Linked DNA regions of Mus musculus: regions 1, 2, 3 and 5 are each linked to region 4. Evidence: chromatin loops called from intact Hi-C (ENCODE). Cell type or tissue: heart. All regions are shown on one strand. Region 1 overlaps Gm32622 (a long non-coding RNA gene). Region 2 has its middle 430 kb from the start of Mir6343. Region 3 has its middle 100 kb from the start of Gm32737. Region 4 holds the start of Gm32622 (a long non-coding RNA gene). Region 5 overlaps Gm32622 (a long non-coding RNA gene).

Evidence for each region. Peaks named below come from ENCODE experiments on the same cell type or tissue, not always from the same donor. Only the 100,000 strongest peaks of a DNase experiment are listed, where the experiment ranks them.
Region 1: a loop joins it to region 4, with 2.3 times the contacts of the local background. A loop is called at or near these places in 3 of 42 quality-filtered maps.
Region 2: it touches region 4 in a loop (2.1-fold over the local background); 2 of 42 quality-filtered maps call a loop at or near these places.
Region 3: a loop joins it to region 4, with 1.9 times the contacts of the local background. A loop is called at or near these places in 2 of 42 quality-filtered maps.
Region 5: a loop joins it to region 4, with 2.2 times the contacts of the local background. A loop is called at or near these places in 3 of 42 quality-filtered maps.

Annotation. Positions count from the first base shown.
Region 1 is chr1:75,990,438-75,995,437 of GRCm38, forward strand. The region is part of intron 3 of Gm32622 (a long non-coding RNA gene); the gene reads left to right. Among named protein-coding and RNA genes, the nearest start is that of Gm29065, 26 kb to the right of the region's middle. In heart, no CTCF peak of the experiment used is centred here; no DNase peak of the experiment used is centred here.
Region 2 is chr1:76,940,436-76,945,435 of GRCm38, forward strand. No RefSeq gene overlaps it. Among named protein-coding and RNA genes, the nearest start is that of Mir6343, 430 kb to the left of the region's middle. In heart, a CTCF peak has its summit at 2,431; a DNase peak (open chromatin) is centred at 2,396.
Region 3 is chr1:76,192,945-76,197,944 of GRCm38, forward strand. No RefSeq gene overlaps it. Among named protein-coding and RNA genes, the nearest start is that of Gm32737, 100 kb to the left of the region's middle. In heart, no CTCF peak of the experiment used is centred here; a DNase peak (open chromatin) is centred at 2,087.
Region 4 is chr1:75,934,930-75,939,929 of GRCm38, forward strand. It overlaps Gm32622 (a long non-coding RNA gene), which reads left to right and starts at 1,803. Exons shown (of 6, transcript XR_865555.3): 1 at 1,803-1,978; 2 at 4,547-4,689. In heart, a CTCF peak has its summit at 1,907; a DNase peak (open chromatin) is centred at 1,842; H3K27ac peaks cover 1,343 bases.
Region 5 is chr1:76,006,718-76,011,717 of GRCm38, forward strand. All of the region lies in intron 4 of Gm32622 (a long non-coding RNA gene), which reads left to right. Among named protein-coding and RNA genes, the nearest start is that of Gm29065, 10 kb to the right of the region's middle. In heart, no CTCF peak of the experiment used is centred here; DNase peaks (open chromatin) are centred at 3,074 and 3,904; H3K27ac peaks cover 188 bases.

The sequences.
Region 1 (5,000 bases), 56 kb after region 4:
TTTTTCAAAGTGACACCAACACTTACAGTACATTTCTTGCTCTAATTGATGTTGTTATACTGTGATTTAACACGGTGTCTCCCTCACTTCCCCAAGTCCTACCCCTACCTCTGTGAAGACAAACTTTTTGAACAATTGCCCAGCTGGCTCCAAAGCTATTCTTTGATTCTGTTTTATCCTATGCTTTCTGTCTGATCATAGGTTAATCTCATTGTGAGACAGCATGCAATTAGCAAGACTTATTATGTTAATGAGCATACAAGTTATTATTTAATAATTGTTAGTGATAAAACACTTATGGGTTAATTGTTACAATTATTATTAAAATAACAAGTTGAAGGTTGAATTTATGTCTACAGCTTAATTAGAAAGAAATTTAAACAGAATTGTGAGCAAATGGCTGGTATACGGGGGTTATGGAATATTGTTCATGGATATGAAATTTAACAGTTATCCACCTGAACAAACACATATGGTACAAAGCATATTGTTTTTGGAGATAGGAGCTTACTCTATAGCTTGGGTTGGCCTTGAAATTGTGATCGCCATGCTCCTTCTGCCTTACTGATGGTGTACACCACGACAGAAGGCTATAAGAAAGGTTTTAATGCAAAGGCCTTATGCATCCTCTAAGCAAAGCAGGACTGCCAGTCTAATATTCCATTTTGAAACACACCAGTGGGTGCAGTATTGGACCTTATGACCAATTTAACTGTCAAGGTCTAGCAGTCAACATCCCAGAGTTGTGATCAGGTCAGATGACCTGCCTTCCTTTCCTGGTTACTAAAGAATTCTTGTTCTTAAGTAGTTCGTGAATGAGGCTTTAAAGATGATGGAAATGAATGTTTGTGGAGGTGTTGCTTCATATACATAAAGCACCCATGAGCTTTGGTATCTATGAGGATCAAATAGGTGATCCGGTGTGTGTGTGTGTGTGTGTGTGTGTGTGTGTGTGTGTGTGTGTGTGTGTGGCCATGCATATCTGCACACAGATACACATAGATCTGAGAACATATGCAGTTTGCAATCATTTAAAACTCTTTCTCTATAAATGATTTATATAAAATCTTGTACTAAAAACAGTGCATTGAAATTTATTTGTTAATGGAAAAGCAGAATATGAAGACATGTCTAGGTTTGAAGAAACAGGGTCGTAATCAATAAACCATGTCTTATTTATTTTTCATCTTCTTTATTATTTTAGAGTGTAGTCTTTTAGAAAAGCATGCACATTCTGCGTGAATAGTTTCCATCTCTGTGTTTAGTTTAGACTCTGGCTGATGTTGTGCACGTGAAGCTGATCTGCTTCAAGTCTTTCACTTCATAGATGATGAGACAGGTCCAAGAAGGGGAAGTTATTTGACAAAGTTGCCTAGGAGATGCGTAGGAAATATGGAGCTAGAAATTCAACCTGGGACTTCTTTTTAAACTCTTGATCTGTTCTTCACTTTCTAAGAGTGATCTAAAATGTCTTTCAAACTTAGACATGTCTTTATGCCTCATATGATCAGTAGCTTTCATTGTCAACTTGACACAGTCATTTGGTTAAAAAAAAAAAATCTCCATGAAGAATTTTCTGTATCAGTTTGACTTGGGAGTGTACCTGTAGGGAATTGTCTTGGTTACATTAGTTGATGTGGGAAGAGCCAGTCTACCATGAGTGGCACCATTCCCTGGGCTTAGGTCTTCGAGTGTGTTTAATGAGAGTAAGCTGAGCACTAGCAAGCCTGCGTGCTTTCATTTCTTTCTGCTTTTGACTGTAGCTGTGATGTGAAGAGTTGAATAGTTTCCATCTCTGTGTTTAGTTTAGACTCCAGCTGATGTTGTGGGTGTGGAGCAGGGGCTGATCTGCTTCAAGTCTTTCACTTCATAGATGAAGAGACAAGAAGGGGAAGTTATATGACAAAGCTGCCGAGGAGATGATGAGTAGGAAACATGGAGCTAGAGATTCAACCTGGGACTTCTTTTTAAACTCTTGAACTGAGAGTTTTTAAACTCTTAACTGTTTTAAATTCCTGCTGCCTTGGCTTCCCTGCTATAATAGGCTCTAAACTGCTATTGTGAGCTAAAGTAAATCTGCTCCCCCAGTCGTTTTTGTTAGAATGCGTTATCACGGCAACCGAAATGAAACTAGAACAAAAAATGCCATAAATAATATTGTTTCATATTTGCAATCATTTTATAAATATTTCTAGAAAACACACATATAGTCACATATGTACATACATACATACACAGACATACAGAGAGAGAGAAAGAGAGAGAGAGAGAGAGAGAGAGACTTAAAACAAGAAGAAAAGAAAGGAAATATCAATACCATATTGCAATAAATGAGCAGAGTTGAGATTCTAACCAAAGACTTGGGATTCATCACCTTGCCATGCAGGGAAATGACGAATACATATTGAAGGATGCTGACTAGGAACGATTCCTTGATCCCTTGAGTGCTTAGAGCTTCTAGGCCTGCTGATGTGTTCCCTGCTCATGGGGGGATCTTCTAGATCACTGAGGTGTGTCTTCCTACAAGATGGTGGCAGCTACTTAGTGGAGGCCAGGCAAGCCACAGCCCCATTAAGTGCTTCTTCATGTGACCTAGAAAATGTCTGTCTCAGCAGATGTCTGCTCAGGAGTGTGGGGGCAGCCTTTGTAAGCCCTTCTTTACCCCTGGCATCTGGGGATGCAGAGGATGGCTCCTTTTCAAAGGCAGAGGGAGGTACAAAAAACAAACAAACAAACAAACAAACAAAAAACCAGGCTAGGTCAGTGTTAAAAGCAGGTAGGTAGAAGATCAGAACTGAGAGTAACTTTGTCTTTATTGATTGACTTCACTTTCTGGAATGTTCTAAGTGCTCCCACAAGGCCTCTCCTTTGGAATAGTTTCCTTATTTTAAGAGGGAAGAAATCTGTTCATTGGTGGCTCCGTCTAGTCCTACAGATTTGCAAGTGGACATGGTTAAGAAGTGGAACAGCAGCTTTTGCCAAGGCAGGTTTTTCTCATCAGTTCAGTGGTCATGTAGGGAAGAGGACCAACTCCAGGACTCAGGTATGCTTAGAGGGGAAGAAGGAAGCCCAGCCCTGAATTATGAAATTCATCATCTGATCATAGGGGTGTGTGTGTGTGTGTGTGTGTGTGTGTGTGTGTGTGTGCTCAGTTAAAGCATTTGCTTATGCGTGGCTGTTACAAGGCAGTGCGGGAATCTTGAATTCAATTAGACTAGAACAATATTTTTTAAAAGGAGAAGACAGTTCCATCTTCAGGGTTGGGACAAAGAAAAGAAACATTTCCTTTGTTCTTTCATGATAGTTTGACATCTTTTAGATTATAGCCTGTGATTCCAGGAGTGTTGTTTCAATCCACCTAGCTTCCTGTCCATCTCAGATCTCAGGCGACAGCTGAAGGGGAAATGACCATACGTTCTAATGCAGCATTTCTACATGAGAAGCAACCAACCAGACAAACAACTCAATAAACCAACACTTAAAGACTCTAAACATCTCTATCAGTATCAAACAAGATCAATTTGTGGGAGTATGTGTTTGGAAATACATATTTTTCAAATTCAAAGGCAGTGCGTGTATTTATCTGGCAATTTATGGAATTATTAGCACACAGCTAAACATAGCTATACATAAAAAGGGAAGGGCCCACCTCTGTATCCCCAGTGGGCTTCCCCCTCAGGTCCTGTTCATGAGTGGCACTACTCTGGGTCTAACTCCCGCCAAGCTTATGGGTGACTAGAAGAGTGATCACATACAGCCCCTGTCTCTGGCCTTAAATGTTTCCCTGGGGGAAGTTCTAGATCACTGGCTCTCAACCTACCTAGTGCTGCTACCCTTTAATACAGTTCTTCATGTTGTGGTGACTCCAACCATCAAACTACTTCTGTTGCTACTTTACAACTGTACTTTTGTTACTGTTATGAATTATAATGTAAATACGTTTTTTTCTGATTGTCTTAGGTGACATCTGTGAAAGTGTTGTTTGGCTCCCACGAAAGGGACACAACCCACAGGTTGAGAACTGCTGTTCTTGATAGAACTATTTAACCACTGGTCTGAGCATGGGGGCTTGGAAGGGGGGTGTGAAAATCTAAACATTTGAATGAGAGTTGTGTGCTTAAAGTCAGGGGGAATACACGTGACTCTGGATCAAGAGTTGGTGATGACGGCTTGGATGCCAAGGTTAGAAGCATGTATCTGTTTTGATGGAGTTGCCCACCCCATGGTAAAGGTGGATAGCATCATCAAAGACACAGAAGAGTCTGTAGGCCAATCTGCAAGGCAGGGGCAAGATCAAGCACATAGGCATGATGGGATAGAATGCTTCCTTTCTGTCTTCTTCCTCTGAGGGGAGCATCTGTGAAGAAAGACACACCCTGTGCCCCTGCATGCTGGAGGTGGAGGTGTTCCTGAACACCTGGCCACCAGAAGAGTTTCTGACAAGAACATAACTATTCCTGGTACTGAATTTAGCTTAAGAACCTGAGAGTCTTAGAAAGAAAACTCATAAGATTGCTAGTGTCAAGAGAATGTTGAGTCTGAGCCAACTGGATTGAGAATCTAGGTGGGTGGAGACACTGGGCAGTCTGTACTTGGCCCTGGAATTCTTGCAGCATCCCTGAGGGGGGGTGGGGGTGGGCAGTTGATGTGCTTAATACTGTGCACATGTGGCCTTGTCCTCTTGTTTCAGTGAGACAGGGTCTCATTATGTAGTCCAGGCTGGCCTCAACTGGGGACCTTTCTGCCTCTACTTCCTAAATGCTGGAGTTTTAAGCCTGGTCACCCTTGGCTTCTGGTCATAGCCAAAGCTGCAAATAAAATCCCTATTTTGACTCCAATGATTATAATATGTGGGGGTAATGGGCTCAAATTAAACCAAATACAGAGGCCAGGAAAACAGCTCAGAGGTACATTGTTTGCTGGGCACGCTTTAAACCATGGGTCCAATTCCCAGCATCTCCAACTAAATATAGAAACAAGGGCTACTATGCTGTCTGCAC
Region 2 (5,000 bases), 1.0 Mb after region 4:
CCTGGCTATCCTGGAACTCACTTTGTAGACCAGGCTGGCCTCCAATTCAGAAATCCGCCTGCCTCTGCCTCCCAAGTGCTGGGATTAAAGGCGTGTGCCACCAGGCACGACTAAGGTCACTCCTTCTAATCTTTCCTAAGCATCCATTAACCAAGCATTCAAATACATGAGCTTTGGGGGGCTATTCTCATCCTAACTATCACAGACTGAGACCATTAAAACCAAGACCCCAAATAACCTTTCCTCTTTATAACTTTGGTGCTTTGCCACAATAACACTCAGATCACCAACCCTAAAGAGAAAAAACATGATTCAATTCTGAATGGGGACTATCTACACTGGAAGTTAGATGAGCCCTTTCCAGAGAAACAGAATCTCAAGTGGTTGGATTTGGGAGTGTGTTTGGCTTTCCGCAGTGGTCTTGGGTCAGAAGTAGAAACAAAAGCAAATGAATCTGCAGTTACTGACCAAGAGCTGGTGGGCTGCTGGGCTCCGGGCTGATGGCCACAGAGGCTGTACCTAAGATGCCCATTGTCAGAAGCAATTCAGCCTCTGTGTGCACAGTAAGGGTCTCTTTGGACTTCTTTTTCTCTCTGTAGCTAAACCAAAATTTACTCTATCAAAAACTGCAGATGAGCAGGTGGGATGTATAAACTATCTTTGCAGATATTGCTGAGAATATGTCAAGGCCTTCTCAATTTGAAGGAAAGTGGCATTTATTAGAATTATTGAAGACTTAAACAAATCACTAGACAAGCAATAATGAAAACCAGAGAGGTGAACATTACTGGGATTGTAGGGAGTTCTTTGGTTATTCTATTCAAAGGTCATGATAGAAATAATTCTGTGTTGTGGGTTTTTTTTTTTTTTAAGTAATACTGAATAGAAGTTTCTAGCAATACTAAACCTTTATAGGAGAAATAGGAATGGTGCTCTTGATGCCTTGACATTCAATGTACATTCTTGTCCCTGCAGTCCTTGTGTCTTGGACCCTCTGTCCCTTGCTAACCAAGTTCTAGGTTCTGCCTTTTGATTCATACATGAAGAGTCTTTTACCATGCAGTCAGCAGCAGCAACAGGGGCACCGCTCTTTCTCTGTCCTCTGGGTTCCTGTGTCTTTTATCTGTGTCACTCAAACCGTAAGGACACTTTGTGGTGCACTATTTCTCATGTCAGTTTTCTTTCTTACCAAGTAGATTGGAAGCTTCCCTCACTTTTCTGTATCCATGCCAGCAACCATTAGCATGTTCTTTCTCCATTAATGATGATAGGGGGAGAAAGAACAAGAAAGAAGAGAACAGGAAGGGAGTGTGCCATGGGATATTTAACTACATGAGCTCAGGCTTCAGTTCTATGGTTTAGATCTATATTTAACAATATTGTGTGTACACTTGGTTGGATTTTAAAATGTATCATTAAACTCTGTCTTCTTTCTTCATGAAATGAAAAAAATATATATAATATCCCCCTTAAAGCCTAGTGCAAGCCAAATATACATGATCTGATAAGTGATGATCAATGTTACTTCTTATGTTATTTCAAATATTAAAGCCTGTTAAAATTAAATGGAAATAATCCATTTGTAAAATATGTGTACACATACATATAGATTTCCAAATTTTAGGCTCTCATGAAAATGGGCTGGTTTTTTTTTTTTAATGTTCAAATTAATATGAAGACTAACTCACTTGGAAATGTGTTTCTCCAATGGTTATTTTCTTTTGTGTGAGAGCCAAACCAGAAGAAACATTAATCTAGCAATGTAACATATAAGTATATGTTTATCTATTTAAGTAGATACATATGCCAGTATATTCTAGAAAATTCATTCAAAGTAGCCCGTTCTTTTATACATTTCTCACCAACTGGCCAAATGATCCTGGAGTCACATGATGTGGTAAAGAGGCTTGAACCTGAAATCAGAACTCATGACTTGCTACCCACCCTTTGCTACCCATGTGACCCCTGTAAAATGTCTATCTTCATTAAATCTTTTAACTCACTTGTAAAATGGAAACAATATCTTTCAACTCAGGGTTAGTGAATCATAAATATGATTTGGGGCAATGATTAGCATGCTTATATGAGAATAAGAGTAGCACCAAGAATTAGCTTGAACATAAAAAACATATACAAGTATAATTCCATGAAAACACTGGGATGTTGCACAGGTTAACCACATTTGAGAGTTAAGGTCCTTGGGAAATAGCTCCATCCTCATGAGGAACTCAACTTCTCTGTCTTCCTTTCCTCCTGGGACTTGTGTTTGTTTTTGTCTGATTGAGAGTTTGCAAAGCCAGGGAGAAAGTGTCTGCCAGAGGGCAGGGAAGGCAGCAGTCTTGGCACCACCAGGAGACTATGCAGACAAGAGCTGGGGTTCAGGCCAACGAGGAATCAAGGACTTAAGAGACCAAGGTCGTTTAAAATAAAGAGGCACAGAGAAGGAAGCCTGGCATTCTCTGGTAATGCACCTTAGGCATGGGCCAATTCTTCATTGAGCAATGTCAGAGGTTAAGAAGCTCAGTAAACTGCAGCTGAACAGAGAAGTGAGATCTGGCAATCTCACAACACTGAGTAAACAGAAATCGGAATTCAGGGCTGCCAAGGAGAAAGAGGTCATTTGTAAACACTCCAGCCTTTTTAGTTTGTCTGGGTCCTTGGCAAAGCTGCACTCTAGGAATCAGAGAGAAAATAGAAGGAGAGCAAGATTTAAAGGGGCAGCAAACTCTCTGAAGGTGGACTGTGTGCCAGCACCGGGGATGAATCTCACCTGCATGGAGGAAGTCATCCACACTCTATTAATGACTCGAAGGAAAATGATGAGTACAAAGTTTAACAGTTTGAAGACTGGTGCTCAATAATCAAATGAAATCATTGAGTTCTGCAAAGGGGGGGTGGGCAGAGACAATAAAAAAAGACAAAGATCTAAAGACAAAGATCTTTTAGTTAGCAGATAAAGATTTTTACTGGCATCAATAGGAGATTATATTTTCTGTTTTCATGCAAGTGTATGTACACATGCTCACATATGTGTAAACGGGTATGTATGTACATGAGTACACACGTATACAGAGGCTTAGGCTGATATAGGAGGTCTTCCTTCATGGCTCTTCAACCTTATTCTTTGAGGCAGTGTCTTTCAAGTAAATCCCGAGTTTGCCTATATAGAAAGCCTTGATAACCTACTTTCCTAGGAGATTCCAATTGTCTCCCTTCCAAGGCTGAAATTACAGGCAGCTGACCATACCTAACTCAGCACTTACATGAGTTTGGGGAATTCAATCTTTGGTCTTATTATTTATACTCTACCTCCTGAACCATCTCTTTAACCCCGAGAGCATCCTATTTAGACTGAGTTCTTACTTTTCTGGGGAGAAAAACCATGTAGACTGTACACTTTTTTCCAATTGTGTATAGTTGGCACAATCTTTGCAAAATGATATCTCTATGTGTTTCTGGTCCTTCTCTGTTCTTTGAACAGACTCTTGGAATTGAGGCCAGTGCTGTTCAGAAGGATCCAAGTCCTTGAAGGGTCCTGCCCTCTAACGGAAGTCCACACAACAGCCTGGAACTGAGGCAATTCTGGTCTACATGTTTTCATCGGCTTCCCTGCTGCTTATTCGAGAGAGCCTCAGAGCCTGTAAAATGTGTTGATAGATATATCGGTTTGTGCTGGAGTCTTTACGTCTTCACTTTTGTTTTTCTGGTGTTACAGAACTGTGAAGTCTCTCATTTGCCTCTTCCCTGCCTTTTTCCCCAAGCAGATCCTGGATTCTTGGCCTGATGCCCACACCAAGAATCCTCCTGGGGGGGGGGGGGGAAATACTTTGCTACAAATGGAAAGCCTACATTTATTCCCTTCTCTCTTCTCTTAGGCATCTTGGCTGCTCCCGTTTGTGCTGTTTGAGCAACTTTCTCTCAGCTTTAGGGAGATGTTTTCTTTTAGACAAGTTTGGAGTTGAATTTGTGAAGAGGTTTTTATCTGCCTCAACTTTCTCTTGCCTGCCAGATTAAACCAGGAATGTCTCCTGCTAATGAGGATGTGAGCAGTGGTCTAACACTGTCACTGAGTATCAATTGCCACAGCAGTTTTGGAAAAGCGACATAATGTTTATATCTCAATGGTAGCTTGTCTTTTTCTTCACTGTGACAAAATACGTGAGAAAAAATAGTTTAAGGCAGAACAAGTTTATTGTGGCTTACAGTTTGAAGGAGTACAGTCTACCCTTGGCAGTGGGTGTCTCTGTAGTGAAGGGAATGTGGGGCAACTGCTTCCTCACATCTCAGAGGATCAAGATGGAGAAAGAGGTTTTCTCAAACCATAACTAAGAAATATAAACCTCAGGACCCATTCTTAGTGACCCTCTTCCTAGAATAGCCTTCTCCTATCAAAGGTTCTGCAAGTCTCAAAACAATACCATCAACTGCATGCATAACAACATTCATGCATAAGAGCTGTGGCAGAGTAGGAGGGACACTTCACCTTCAAACCATATCATTATGACTACAGCAATTCTCCAACACATTTGTGTATTTGAATGTACCACAGCCCCATTGGAAACAGCTCATCTCTGCCCCAAAAGAATGTTGTCAACTGTACTATGTTCTTTCGACTGAGAACAAACTATGATGACTAAATCTATGTGTTGGACTTAACTGTGCCATAAAGAGCCTCAAGAAAATCAAAGGCAGTGAAAAGAGACATCTGTCTGTGTTGAGACATTGGTCAGCCACTACATGAACATTTACTTCTTGCCCTCCTGTGCCTCCAGCTTCTGGTGTGTAGAAGTTGTCACACCCTGTAATTATAGCAGCCAATTTTTCAGGGTGAATATGGTTATAAGTGTCTGTGTGTATACACATTTGGGATTCTCTGGAAAGTCCTGGAGAGTACAACCAAAGCATAATTTTTTTTTAAATCCTTATAAATTAAATGACTTGATCTCTGAGAAAAACATTATTAAAAAGCAAACATCACATAGTTACTTCACTTTTAATAT
Region 3 (5,000 bases), 260 kb after region 4:
GTCCCTGCAGATTTTGGATGAAGTGATTGTTAAGACTTCGATGCTAACAAGGCCCACATGTATCTACCAACCCTGCTTAAAAAGTGGTGTACCTCCAATGAGTTATCGTTGCAATGAGGAAAGACTCTTGGCATCAGCTGCAATCACATTCTGTAGTGATGAAGTCTTTTTAGACACTGGGATCTGGCCATAGCCTGTGGTGTTAGGCTGATTCAAAGAGAAACAAGGCCTTGCTGATCTTTCCGACATCATCCTCCAACTATAGTTGAAGTTGCTGTCTTTGGCTTTTCCTAAGCAAGACAAACAGAAAGAGGCCACAGTGTTGGTTGGACTATGGTTCATTGTGTGGCTTCTCTAAGCTGCGGTTTCCACTACTGGAGTGAGGACTCTTTTGTGGTTTGGTAGCTCAGTGAGCACATCAGGTCTGATCCTCCTGTTTCCACCTTCTGACCATTTCTTTCCTTCACCTTCCTTCATCCCACTTTTTTTTCAAGCTCGATATTGTGGTCTTTCCTGAGTTAATCATTGATGTTATTAAGATGTATCGTCATGTAAATTTAGTACACCATTGTCTGTTTTGGGTTTTCCTTTCAGCCTTGTCTATAACCGTGGGGAGAAAGTTCTGTGTCTTCTTACAGAGTTTTCAAGTATATGATGACATTACAGAGGTGTTAGAGGACTAAATTAAATGAATGTGTTTTGATCTCTAAGCCCAGGGTTGGTGAGCTGGTTCAGGGAAGAAGGTAACTCATTACACAAGTCTGGTGACCTGAGTTCCGTTCTAGGATTCAGTTGTGGAAAGAGGGAACCCTCCAGTGAAAGTTGTTCTCTGACCTCCGTGGTACATATGCGTGTGTATATACCCCCACACAAACACCAATAATATTGAATAATGATAATTCTTAGCACAGTTCTAAACATATTAAGTACTCAGTGACATTACTAATCTTAATATGATCACATAATAATATGTATTACTATTCTTTATATATATATAGGTTATATAATCTATAATTTATAACATAATGTATAACGATTATATGTAATATACAAAATGTAAAATATAACATTTAACATATATCTTATATAATTATATGTACTATATAAAATTATATAATGTAAATAAAATATAAATATATAAACTATATAAAATTATATAACCATATATGATATTGTGTATAAATATATATAATTGTATATAAATTTATAATATATAATATTTAATGGTATAATATATAGTATGATATATGATATATAATATAAAACCTTCTAAATGATATATAACATAGAAAAATAACTCAGTGATTGTTATTAATATTTTTCCTGTTATTATAACACCCCTTATAATTCAGCTGTCTTCTAACTAGCCATGTGCCTTTTAAGGAACCTACTGACCCAGCTCCAAGATGCAGACATTCAACAAAGATGGGCCTTAAACCCACGATCTTAATTTCAGCATTCATATGACTTACTTATTTCTACTGTGTCCCTTGCTCCTTTACAGAGTGCTTTGTTCCATATCTTATGGTTCCTAGCTTCTCAGGTTGGCTTTTATATCCTCAGGTCTGTGCTAATCCCTAACACACATGGCTCATGGCCACACTGTTCCTTCTGTATCAATGTGGCTACTCTGCTGACCTCTTACTCCAGCCCTGACTCCCATGGTCTTCCACCTGTTTCTTGGCTGCACTGGGCTTCCAAAAGTGGTTTTGGACAAAATCTAGGCATGATCTGGATTTGGTCATGGAAAAGTCCTTATCTTGACAAGTTTCTTTTTTATTTATTCTCTCAAAAATTTCATTTAATTCCTTCTTGGGTACCAACTTTATTTAACTCCTTAGGTGAAGGACCTTCACTCTGCCAGTTTCTTTGACTAATAGGAGGATTATACGATCAATTCACATTGTCTCCACAGTGAGAAGGCTGCTAGCTGCTACTTGCTCTTGTAGTGTTAGCAATCGTGTCCACTCTGCCTCTCGAACTTTCTGGCAGCTATTTTTATGAAGATTGCTTTCCAGTGCCTGGCCTAGAGATTAGGAGGGGCATTAGCCCAATGGGTAGAGATCAGCTAGACACCTTTGGCAAAAGTAACTTGGGCCCATGCCAGAATGTCTAGAGAGGAGAGACTGGAACTCTTGCCAAGAACCTGAGTCCCAGTGCGGGCCCGTGAATACTGCTGGTTAAGGAGTTCAGGCAGTCCTAATTTTAATAAAAGTTTGATTACATAGTTAGCTTGCTACTTACACTGAAACCTCCCCTTCCTTGCCCTCCTCACTCTTTTCTTCCATTATCTTTTCTTCAGCCATCATTATTTCAGTATGTAGCCCAGACTATCTTCAAACTTCTTCTCTTCCTAAATGCTAGGGTTACAGGTAAGCTTGGATTATGTTCAGTAATACATACACTCTTTCTTTTTTCTTTTCTTAAATTGTTTATTTAATTTATTTCATGTGTGTGAGTATTTGAATGCTAGTATTTCTGTGAACCACATGTGTGCCCAGTGCCCACTGGTTTGAATTCTATCATCTCTTATAGCCTGATATCAAGTGTTATTTGGCATGTACACTTTAACTTCTTATCAAAATAAGCTTAGTAAATAACCTGGAGTCCCTAGCTTTCTGCGACAGATCTACCACATCTGTAGCGGCTTCCCACTGACAATGGATACAACTGTGGTTGTGCTGTGTGGATATATTGAGATCTGAATAGTTCTTTCATTTTTATTTATTTACTAATTTTTTTTTTATTCCACACAGAGAAATGGACAGGAAGCTTATACCGCACACGCACACACACACACACACACACACACACACACACATACACACACTTCAGTAAAAACAAGCCTGCATTATCTAGCAAAAAGGCAGCCTTTTAGCTGCCTCAATGCTTTCTGAAAGCTTTCAAGCTACACAGAGTGTAATTTTGGTTTGTGTGGCTGAGTCACTGGAGAGGAGGGCTACTTTCATTAGCCAGGGAGGAGTGATAACTCACTGGAGTACTTCTCCAGTTATTGGGCACTTTGTGTTAATAACTCCTGATGGCTCGAGTGTTTAGGTGTATGTTTCAGACTCTGTGTAAAATACCATGCCATTAAGAATTTAAACACATTCTAATTTAATTATGGTGCAGGGCTGGGTCCAAGTGATCCCCTGTTTTCGTTGGCCAGTCCCAATATTACAAATTTTGAATAAGGAGAGATTTATTTTCTTTACTCTTTGCTCTTTTTATTCTAGATTGTTAAAAAACCTAATCATTTAAAAAAGGTACACATTTGGAAAATGGAGTGCAATTGAAGTTGTGGAAAATTCTGGTTTTCTTCAATGCTATTTTGTTCTCTACTTTGAGATGTGCCAAGGTCCTCCTGTCCATGGTGAACCGATTACTCACTTTTTTTTTTTTTTACTTATTTTTTTTTCTTTGTCCTTAAACAACTTTTCCATTCCTTGCATAGGGATATTGAGATCATACACTTTTTATACTAGATTTAAAATGGGGGACCCCATCAAAGAGATCATTGTATGATTTCCAAGTTAACTTAGACTATACTACATAGGGATTATAGCCTGGGTCTTGGCTTCTAGGTTCTTAATCAGGCAGTTGTAAGGAGAAGTTCAATGATAATAAACTGTATTTAGATTCCTATCTTATCTGTCTATCCTCTATCTATCTATCTATCTATCTATCTATCTATCTATCTATCTACCTGCCTACCTCTGTATGGACAAAAGGTGATTGCCACCTTGAGCTGCATATCTAGAATTCTTCCTTGGAACCCTCTGCTAACTCCCATTGATGGCCTTTGATAAGCAGCTGTGGTTGTTTAATTTACAGACTCACCATCTCCTCCCATAGGCTCATGTGTTTTAACACTTGGTCCCTGGATGATAGTCCTGTTAGGGGAGGTCATGGAACTTTAGAGTGGGAAGCCTTATTGGAAGCGCCTCATACATCACTGGACACCCCTGCATTCATAGCTGAGGTTCACTTCAACTTCATTCTCTCTGCTTCCTGTTTGAAATCGTTCAGATTGCTTTCCCTGCCACTGGCTGCCATGACTGTTTGCCATGATGAACTCTTCTTACATCTCCAGGACTATAAGCCCAAATAAACACTCCTGTCTGTAAATGACTTTTGGCTGTAGTGTTTTATTACAACAACAGAAAGATAGCCAAAACAGAGATATAACTAGATATAGCTTATGGCAAGACATCATAAAACCACAATGAGGAAGAGAGGAATTGATCTTGAGTGAACGTCACATGTTGACTCTGAGTGTTTAACTTCTGAGCGTGAGTGCAGTCATCAGTGACCTCAGGAGAACTGGTAAAAGATGAGGTTAATGTCCGTGTACAGCACAGATGCCTGATGACCATTTTAGAACCAATATCATTCATTTTCTGCCTAGTACAACTACCCTGAACACCTTGAATTCACCTAAGATAGTGGGCTCCGTAGCTCTTGGGTCTTTGACTCATTTGTAACTTCTGATTGATAGAAACGATGAAATGGTGGATCACCAGGCTAGGGCAGTTTTATCCCAATGATTTTTTGTTTTTTGTCTCATAACTATTTAGAAAACAAATAGGGATACCAGTATCATTTCCTCATACTGTATAAATGATACAGAAGGGGGAGCAGATTGACTGAGGGAATCTTAAGGTTCAGACAGGTTTGGAGAGGTCTGCCCTCTTGGAGCCATAGTCACACAAATCTATGGGAAATATCTCTTGTGTTGACTATTTTGAGTGGCAAGGAATCATTTTGAGGAAACGCATAGCCAAGATACACATAGCCTTAGGAAAAGGGAGGGGGCAATCCCTCTACTATTTTTCAGATGCCCCCCTTTGCCCTGCCTCTCTCAGTAGGATTAATGCTGAGTAATGATAGGCTGCAGGCCAACCAGGGCTAGGGCAAGAGACCTTTGTTCTGTCCTTCAAACGCAGAACACTTGTGAGTTGGTACCTTGCCCTGAACAAGTTCACAATCCGTGGATAAAG
Region 4 (5,000 bases):
TGACCTTGCTTCCTCTGAGAACAAAGTAGATATGACACTGTGATGTCAGTTTGGGAGAACTCCAGGAACAGGGTTGGAAAGGCGCTATGGCTGAGTCGGGCACGGGACGTCCCTGTGGTACTGTCCAAATCCAGCCATTTATCTTGGGATCAAGAAAAAAACATAACAAAATTGGGACTATTAGGGACCAATTGAAATTACTTCAAATGTTGGCCATCAGCCTTGAAGCACAGCATTTTAAACTGGAGAGGCCCTACATGCATCAGCTCATAATCCCCTGATGTAATAGGAAGCAAAACCCCAGAATCAAGGAGTGGAGGAGGGGGACACTTGCCTTTGCACTAGAGTTGTTGGCAGGTCTCTAATGATTAGAATCTAGATCCTCCTGCAGAGGCGAGGGGTCCTTTTCTGCCTCAGTTCCCTCTAAGATGCCAGCTTGATATGACACCATTGATGGTTCACTACGCAGTACTCTTACCATATACTGGATGTATGTCCTAGGCACTGTGCTAAGCATTCAACTCTTTCTCATCAAACTGTTGGTGCTTCATGCCACCCATTTTTGCTCCTCCCTTCTCTACTCCTTGGTACCCAGGATGTGCCCCATGTGGGATATATGAAAGATCCCCCCTTGTGCTCTACATTCTTCTGGCTTCAGCCAATGGGGCATATGGAGAGGCAGAGGCAAGAAGCAGGGTGAAATCAATGCATTTATTCCTTTGGGTTCATTAATGCAGGGTTAGCATCCCAGGCTGCTTCCTGCTGTGGTGGGTCATAGGTTACATCATGAACACTGATACTCACACTTACTCCAGTATCTCTGTAGGCCCAGGCATGATGCTGGTACCCGCTATTGCCAGCCACTGGGCTCTGTACTTTTCCTTCATTCCCTGAGCTTTAGCTACGTGGTTCAGGCTTCGTTGTCAGTAGCTTTACTTATTTGTTGTTTTGATTAAACTCTTGGATTATCCCAACTTATGCCTCATCAGTTTCTACTTGTTAAATGCAGAGCAGAACCCCACAGAGTAAGTGCATAGATTGCCCTAGTTTGCAGATTAGGAAAGGGAGACGTGGCACACAGTAGGTGAGCCCTGGGAACTGCAGAACTGTTACCCTTGGATAGCCTATGACATGTCAGTGACGTGGGTGTGTGGGTGGACGCTCCTGAGCCAGGCACATCCATCACTGAGAGATTGCTCCTTCTATCGTAAGTGTCCAAAATCTGCAGATTTTTATTGGTCTATTTTGTCTATCACTCAGGCCAGGACCATTAAGTGCCTGGCAGGCAGCCTGTAAGAAGAGGTGACGGTGTGGCGAGGTTCAGAGAAAGCAGACAGTAACATTTGTTTCTCTGCTGGGAAGCTGAAAGGAGCAAGAACAAGAACAACGACAACAAGAATAGCAGCAGCAGCAGCAGCAGCAGCTGCTGCCAAATAAACTGAACAATCTGAGGGGCTGGAGAAAGTTCAGTGGTTAAGAGATCTTACTGGTCTTCCAGAGAACTTGAGTTCATTTTCCAGATCCCGCACTGGATAGCTCATACCTGCTTGCAATTCAAGCTAGCTCGGGGATCCCAAACCCTCTTCAGGCACCACACAAATAGAGATACAAATAAATAAAAATGTAAGACCCCCCCTGAAAGAATCAAATGAATGTAACTGATTAAAGAAGCAGAACTCGGCCTCCTGCCTGTGGACAGCCTTCCTGGGTGATGTCATTTGGTAGTGATGATGGTTTGTCAGTATGACATGCTGCTGCCCAGAACCGCACGCAGTCGCTTCTCTCATCTGAGAACATTTTCCCCTTCTCTGAATTGTGCAAGCTCAGACTGGGAGTGACAGAAGCCAGCCCCGTAGCTCTGCCGACCTACTTCCTGGCTGGCCCTGCAGCCAGCAGCCGGCGCAGCATTCATTTAACCAGCTTTTCAAGGTCAGGCCTTTCCAATGCGGATGCTTACTTTTGCTTGACACAAAGCCAGGTACGGTCAATCGTCATGCTTACTACAATGTGAACGTTCCCTTTCTTCAGTTGAGTAAGAAGTATGGGGCGAGCTCCTGTTTAGGACAGATAACAAATGCAGTTCTTTGAGCCTGAATTGGCCACTTGGTCTAAATTCCAGGTGTTTAAAAAGCAGGTTTTCCACTATTATGAAACACCTGGACAGAACCAAAAGCAAACAAACAGCGAAGGCTCTAGGTGTCTGGTGTCTGGTCACCGCCTCCCACCCCCACCCCCATTCTGTGATGCAGACAAATGCATGCGCCACATAAACACAATGTCTTACTTTTTACGCGTATGAAAGGATCATATGAAGCCAGCTCTCCACAGATTAAAAAAAAATTGGCTGCTTTGTGAATCTATTATGGCACCTTTCATCTCGTCAGGCTTTGTGAGAAACTTCTAGCCAGACTTACATTCTTTTCTGGTTTGATAAAGATAAATTGTATTCAGTGAGAGAGAAGGAGGAAAAGGTTCTTGATTATTCTCTAAATAAAAAGTCAAGGGGATTGTGATTCTTTCTGCCTTTAAGTACTTAAAGAAGCTGGCACGCCTTCAGAATGACCTCAGAGCTCTGCCCCTCAGCACACCGAAGCCGCTTGATCTTCAGGGACGCTTGTTCTAGCTGGGGTTTCGTGAGTGTTCACCTGGGAGCAGAGGACAGGGAACTCACCACACAGACCTGCTAATCATGGACAGGCTGGTGTGTGTGATGTGGGAGGTGGTCTATGCCTCCCTTTGTGTATGTGTGTGTGTGTGTGGGGGGGTATCATCTTTCCTCCCTGCTGGCTGCATGGATGTTGACAGGTTGCTCATAGTCTCTGTGCCTCAGTTTCCTTGCCTGGAGCACAAAGACAGTGGCAGTATCCTTGTCAGATGTATGGGAGCCGAGTGTCAGGTACTTTCCAGCCACAGGAGGCCTGTAGTTAGCTTTGGACTTAGTGCATTTGAGTTACTATAACAAGACACTAAGAGTGGATAATTTGTAAACAACAGAATCATTATTCGTAGTTCTGGGAACTATGCTGCTTGAATTAGTGGGCAGGCAGATTTGCTTCTGGCAAAGACTTTTCCTTATGCATGGCACCCTTGGATGGTGAAAGCAAGCTCTCTATGGTGTCTTCACTGAAGAGGAGGCCCCAGGGACCTAAGCAAATTCCAAAGGCCCTACTTGTTACTGCTTTGATATTGAAAATTAGGTTTCACACATGTATGCTAGGGGGACACAGACATTCAGACAGCAGCGTTTACTAAGCATCAACCATTGTGACCCTTAGAAGGACAGAAATCAAAGAAGAAACCAACTGTGCAGTGAGAAAATGGAACATGTGTGTATATGTTCATGAATATACATATGTATAGATGAATGCACATGTGTATGCATGAGTGTACAAATGAGTGTGTGTACAAATACAGGTATGTGGGCATGTGTGCACAAATAAATATGGGTGTTCATGATTGCATGTATTTATATATGAGTGCATGAATGAATGTCTGTGTAAATGCATATATGTGTTTATGAGTATATACATGTGTGTGCACAAATGTGTATATGTGTGAATGCACGTATGTATGCATAAGTGCATGATGAATGTGTATATATGAATTCATGCATGTATTCATGCCTGTTCATGAATGTTGTGTGTATATGTATACTATATGAATGTGTGTGTATGTTTGCATGAATAAAGGTGTATGTTCCTGAGTGTATGTGTAGATTCATAAATGCATATTTATGAATATATATTTGTAAGCATGAATCATGAATGAATGCATATATGTGTGAATCTATGCATGTATGAGTATATGTGTGTGTATGAAATGTATGTATAACTACATGAATGGATATGTATGTGTGTGAGTGCATGCATGTGTATGAATGAATATATTGTATGTATGCATGGGTACATGTGTATGAATACATTCATATGTATATGTGAATGTGTGTGTACATGGATGAGGTGCTATGTTCTGGGAGAAAGAAATCTGGGGAAATGAACAAACAGTGGTGGTAGGTATTATAAAAAAAAGCTGAGATTCAGATGTCCTGGGGTCAGAGTCTCTTTCTATTCACTTTCAATTTAAGAAGGACGATAAGAAGAGTCCAAGCATGTCTTGGATTGCTGTGCTGCCCAGGGAATCTGGGCACTTGGGTTTTGTAGAGATAGCATTTTGGAGCTTTTGGTACCCCAAGGCTCATTGGACAGGAGCATGGTGGGATGATCTGAAACTGAGTCTGCCTCAATGACTGTTGTCACTCAAGAAGTGTCCTTCCAGCAGGCCCAAAGTCAGACAATAGTCTCAGTGCTGCAGGTGCATATGACCTCATGATTTAAAGTGCAGAAAAGTTTGGCCTTGCCCATTTGTTCTAAGGAAATTGCAAATACAAGAATTTGAATGGAATCATAGCAATATTAATTATTTTTGAAAATACGTATTTCTTAAATAATCCCAACAATTCACTTAAAGTTCTTGATATCCTGGTAAGCACATTAAATCCTCTTAATTTGTTTTCTACTATTTATGAAATTATCTTCATTTTGATTAGGTCCAGAGAAAGAGAAGTTCAGAAAAGGAGTTGGGGAAGGAGACAGAAAGTGGACGGTAAGAGTGAAGAAGGGAGCAGAGAAACACCAAGGAACAAATGGGCAAATGGGACACAAGGTCATGAGGAAAACCACAGAGAGAACGGTATGGACTGGGGAGAGCATGAGGGCTCTACAGAGGGAGGCCCACAGGAGCAAGGGGGACAGACACACAAAGGAACAGCACTCGTGAGGAGAGGGAAAGGGAGAATAAGGAGTTAAGTAAATACACATGCGCATGCGCACCATACCCAGGAACCAACACTCATTTTGGTGTACTGATGGCTAAATTTTGGTTACAGGATCATTAAGATGCTATTGGGGTCAAGCCATGGAGCTCAATTACTCACAGGGTCAAAATGGTAGGGCTGAGGTTGAACATATGCACGCACGCACGCACGCACACACGAACACACG
Region 5 (5,000 bases), 72 kb after region 4:
ATATGTGTTTGTGTGTGTGTGTGTGTGTGTGTGTGTGTGTGTGTGTGTGAGACTGAGTTACCTCACTCAGGATGATATTTTCTAGGTCCTTCCATTTGCCTGAGAATTTCATGAATTCATCATTTTTAATAGCTGAATAGTACTCCACTGTATAAATGTACCACATTTTTTGTATCCATTCCTCTGTGGAAGGACATCTGGGTTGTTTTTAGCTTCTGGCTATTATAAATAGGGCTGCTATGAACATAGTGGAGCATGTGTTTTTGTTATATGTTGGAGCACCTTTTGGGAATATGCCCAGGAGTGGTATTGCTGGATCCTCCCGTAGTACTATGTCCAATTTTCTGAGGAACCACCAAACTGATGTCCAGAGTGGTTGTACCAGCTTGCAGTCCCACCAGCAATGGAGGAGTGTTCCTCTTTCTCCACATCCTTGCCAGCATCTGCTGTCACCTGAGGTTTTGATTTTAGCCATTTTGACTGGTGTGAGGTGGAATCTCAGGGTTGTTTTGATTTGCATTTTCCTGATAGAAGGTAGCTTTGAAAAGAACTTTCTAGGATAATAGTGCCAGTTTAGCTGTTCTCTGCTGTATTAGGAAGTGCTTTCCTGTGTGCATTTTCGATGGATTGGATACTTATGCCCCTCCCCAGATTCATATGTTAAAATCTAATCCCAAGTGTAGTAATATAAACAGGTAGGGCCTCTAGGAAGTTATTGGGTCATGAGGGCAAAGCCCTCCCCAGCAGGATTGATGCTCTTATTGATGCTCTGAGGTAAGTAAGGATCCAGCCTGGAAACACCAAGTGTGGGGCTGGGGAGATGAGTCAGTTAGTAAATTGCTTGCTTTGCCATGCAAGGACTTGCACAGGGTCCCCGGAACCCATGCAAAAAGAAAAAAGAAAAAAGCCAAACATTGGTGACACCCATGTATAATCCCCATGTTGGGGAGTTCCATATAGGAAAATTGCTGGGGCTTGCAGGCCTGCCAGTCTGGCCAGCTTAATGAGTATCAGGCCAGTGCGAGACCCCGTTTCACTTACAATGTGTGTGGTGCCTGAGGGATGACACCCTGTGGTTACTCCTGACTTCTACATGCATGCATACACATGTACACTACCACCACCACCACCACCACCACCACCACCACAACAACAACAACAACAACAACACACACACACACACACACACACACACACACACACACACACACACAAGTTCCAGTCAGACACCATATCTGTCCCTGCCTTAATCTTGAACTCCCCATTCTCTGGGATCTTCAGCAATACATTCCAGTTGTTTAGCAGTGTTCGGCATTTGGTTCTAGCAGGCCCTAATATAGTGAGACACAAATTCCTTTATTGATGCTTTGGAATCTTAATCCAAATGCTTTTTGCAATTTTATGTACATGGTTTTAGCCAGCGTAACTTCTGACTATTTGCAAGAAAGATGAGTGTTGTATACAATTAGGAGCGTAGAATGCGATCTTGGCCTTAAGCCATTGAATTTTCTAGGCTCTGAGTAGCAAATTAGAATCAAAGTTTCTAATTTTTGCTTTATAAGCATGCATTATTTTCAGCACACTGAAGGTGGGTGTCAGGAGGGCAGCGGAGTGCCTAAGGCCTGCTGAAATGAGAGATTTTAAAAAATCTGCCTGCGTTGTGGTTACTTCTCTGCTTATAAATTATACTTGCATGTTGTTCACATAACTGATCTTCTAATTAGTTAGAACAGAATTCATCAAGGAAAGACAGTTAAAGCAGTTATTCCCTGGAACCTGGGGACTAAGTTGACACAGGGAACCCATTTCTAAGAGATGTTCTGGAATCAGAAGGTCACACTTGGGCTACCTTGACTTAAGTGCAGAAGTACAGCAGCACGTTGACTCTCCTCTGTGAAGGAGTCAGCCCATCCTGTCTGCCCTTCTTAATTGAATTCATTTGTATGTGTGTGTGTGTGTGTGTGTGTGTGTGTGTATGAATATGTGTGTGTGTATGTGTGTATGTGTATATGTATATGAATGTGTGTATATGTATATATGTATGAATGTGTGTATATGTGTATGAATGTGTGTGTGTATATGTATATATGTGTGAATGTGTGCGTGTGTGTATATGTGTATGAATGTGTGTGTGTGTAGGCAGAGGTGGTCAAACTTGAGTCCACATGTTTTATGAGGCAGTATGTCTCGCTGGGTCCTGGGGCTTGCTGATTTGACTAGACTAGCTGACCAGTGAGCCCCAGGAATCCTCCTGTCTCCAGGCCCCCAGTTCTGGGATTATAAATTTATACCACCATACCTGGCTTTTTCCATGGGTGATGGGAATCGAACTCAGGTCCTCAGGCTTGTGTGGCAAGTATCTCACTCAGCAATCCAGCCTTCTCCCCAGCCCCCTTTCTATTCTTTCTGCACATGGCACCTACAGCTCTGCAAATTTTTTGTTAATATTAGATTTCACATAATCACACTTTCATTTGGAGAAAAGATTTAACGGCTTCTAGAAGAAAAAAAGAAAACCCACAGCCTCGGAACAATGCTATCGTAAGCTCAGAGGGCTGAGCACACGATCCAAGTTTGGAAGTCAACAGTGTGAGCGGAGATGGGGAATGGATGGTCCCTCCTGAGTGTTCTCCTTTGAGGAAACCGAATGCTTCTTCTAATAAATTTGCTTTGCATTGAAATGCCTCTAACTGCTGGAATTACTCAGAATATTCTTCCTAAGAATTTGTCAGTCTTCTAGCAGAGAAGTCTTCATCCTAAATTGGCTTGAAGCTTACCCTGGTGGAGGGTTCTCCTTGGTGTCTGAATTGGTCCTTGCTATGGGGGATTGCCCGGAGCATGGTGGGATCCTCGGTGGTGATGCAGCCTCCTACTGTCACTTAATCATGAGGGACACTCTGATTCTTACCCAGCTCTCTTAACTAGTTTGCATTTTCCCTCCTGCCTGCCTTCAGGCATGATAAGAGCAATGGCCCCAGCAACAGCCAAAAGGCCTCTTTTGAAAGGATGTCCCTAATCTATCACAGCTGTGACATATGACACTCTAAATTAAGAAGCCCGGGCTTTGGCTGTTCCCAAATGAACAAGCCACGTGCTGACCTTATGATCAGACACTTTGGGGTCATGGTGGGTCAAGGGGCATCTGTTTGTCATTTCCTGTCAGAACAGTGCTATTTTCAGAAATGGCCAGGGAACATAAAGAATGCGGTGGGTGCTCTTTCTCAGTTGTCTCTTAAGGTAGTTTTTTGGGAAAGGAGCCTAGGAAAGAAAATTACTAGTTGCACTGAACTAAGAATGAAGACTCCAAGGCTGGTCAGCCCAGTTTGTACAGTGCTTGCCCCAGCTATGCAAAGCCCTGTATTCAATCCCCAACACTTCGTAAACTGGGCACAGTGATACTTGCCTGTGATTCTGGCATTTGGGTGGTAGAGAGAGGGGGATCAGACATTCAAGGTTTTGCTTGACATAGTGAATTTGAGGAAATTCACTATGGACTAAATAACTGTTAGGATCTGCCTGCCCACAACCAGACTTCAGGACCTCAGCAGCAGCGGCCACACCATCCCCATTTGCCAAATGCAACATGCACACCCTTTAAATGGTTCTTGCCATTACAGCTCACTCTCTGTCTCTCAGTCTCTGTCTCCTGCTTGTCCCCTACCAAGAGGTTACCTTTCACTTTCTCCTCATTCTCTTGTGTGAGATCTGTTGTGTGATGTCACCTCTGAGGCAATCCTTGGTCCCAATTGATTTGCCAAGGTACTCTTCCACTGCCAAAACCCTAACAATGATACCTTATCTTAAAAAAAAAAAAAAAGTCTCAACATTTGAGAGGTTGGGGTCAGACAGTTGTGGCTTGGAGGCCAATATAAAACCAAGCCAAACCAAACAAGTGAAGACATCCAAGTCGCATGTGGTTTTGTGACCAAGCTGGGGAGAAGCCCGGGTGTTTCCTCAGTGTGGACAGAGTACAAGAACAGGAAGTTCATCAGCAAAGTGTAGAACTGGAGGCTGGCTGCGTCCTTCAGCTGTTGTGTCATGAAAAAAAAAAAAACTGTGTAGAAAAGTAGGATTTGATGCTTTTGTTGGGAAGAACTGTAAATACTGAGAGAAAGAAGATGAATTTACTTCCAGGTTACCCTTTCTTACAACTCAACATCTTCAAAGGGTTCAGTTGATAATGTCAGGAGAGCCTGAGGTGCTTGACGCATCTTATAGACAGTGGTTAAAAATGGTGACAGTAATGACCATCATTATAACAAATAACACCAGGCGGTTGCATAGTCATGCATATCCAATGTAAAGAAGAGAACTAACATAAATAGGAAGTTGGTTTACATTTGCAAGCTTACAGCAGCAGCAGGGCAACCTATTTCAGATGAGCTGCTAATTATCTAGATAATTCTCTGTTCTCATATTAGTTTTCTGTGGCTGCTGTAATAAACTCAGGTGACCGGAACACCGGGAAGTTATTCTCCTATGGGTCTGGAGGTTTGAAGTTTGAAGTCACATTGTTGAGGTGTAAAGTTACTTCCTCCTGTGCACCTTCAGGGTGCATCCAGTCTCCAGGACTCGCCTGCTCAGAACAGGCCGGGTCGGATTGTGCTAGGGGCTGATGGAAGCTTGGGTTAGGGGGCAGATGCTGAGCAATGTATCTGCCCAGCAGCCTTTTGCTTGCTTATGCTAAAAATCTTCCTCCCTTGTGAAAGAGAAGGTGAATGGAGAGGCTTGTGAGTGGAGATGACAGGGCTTGGTCACAGATTGCACATGGGGGTTGAAGGCCAGAGAGTGGCCAATGATGACTGATTTCTTGCTTCAGACACTGGCAGAGTTACTGACAGATGCGAGGAAGTTGGGAAGGTGACCCTTGCTGGGAGGGCAGCTGGCAATGTTTAAAGGTGGATTCTAGCATTGGGAGTGTAGAAAGCTCCTGCCTTACTCATAGTCACAGTGGCTGACCATCCTGAGTCTCTTCTCTCTCTCTCTCTCTCTCTCTCTCT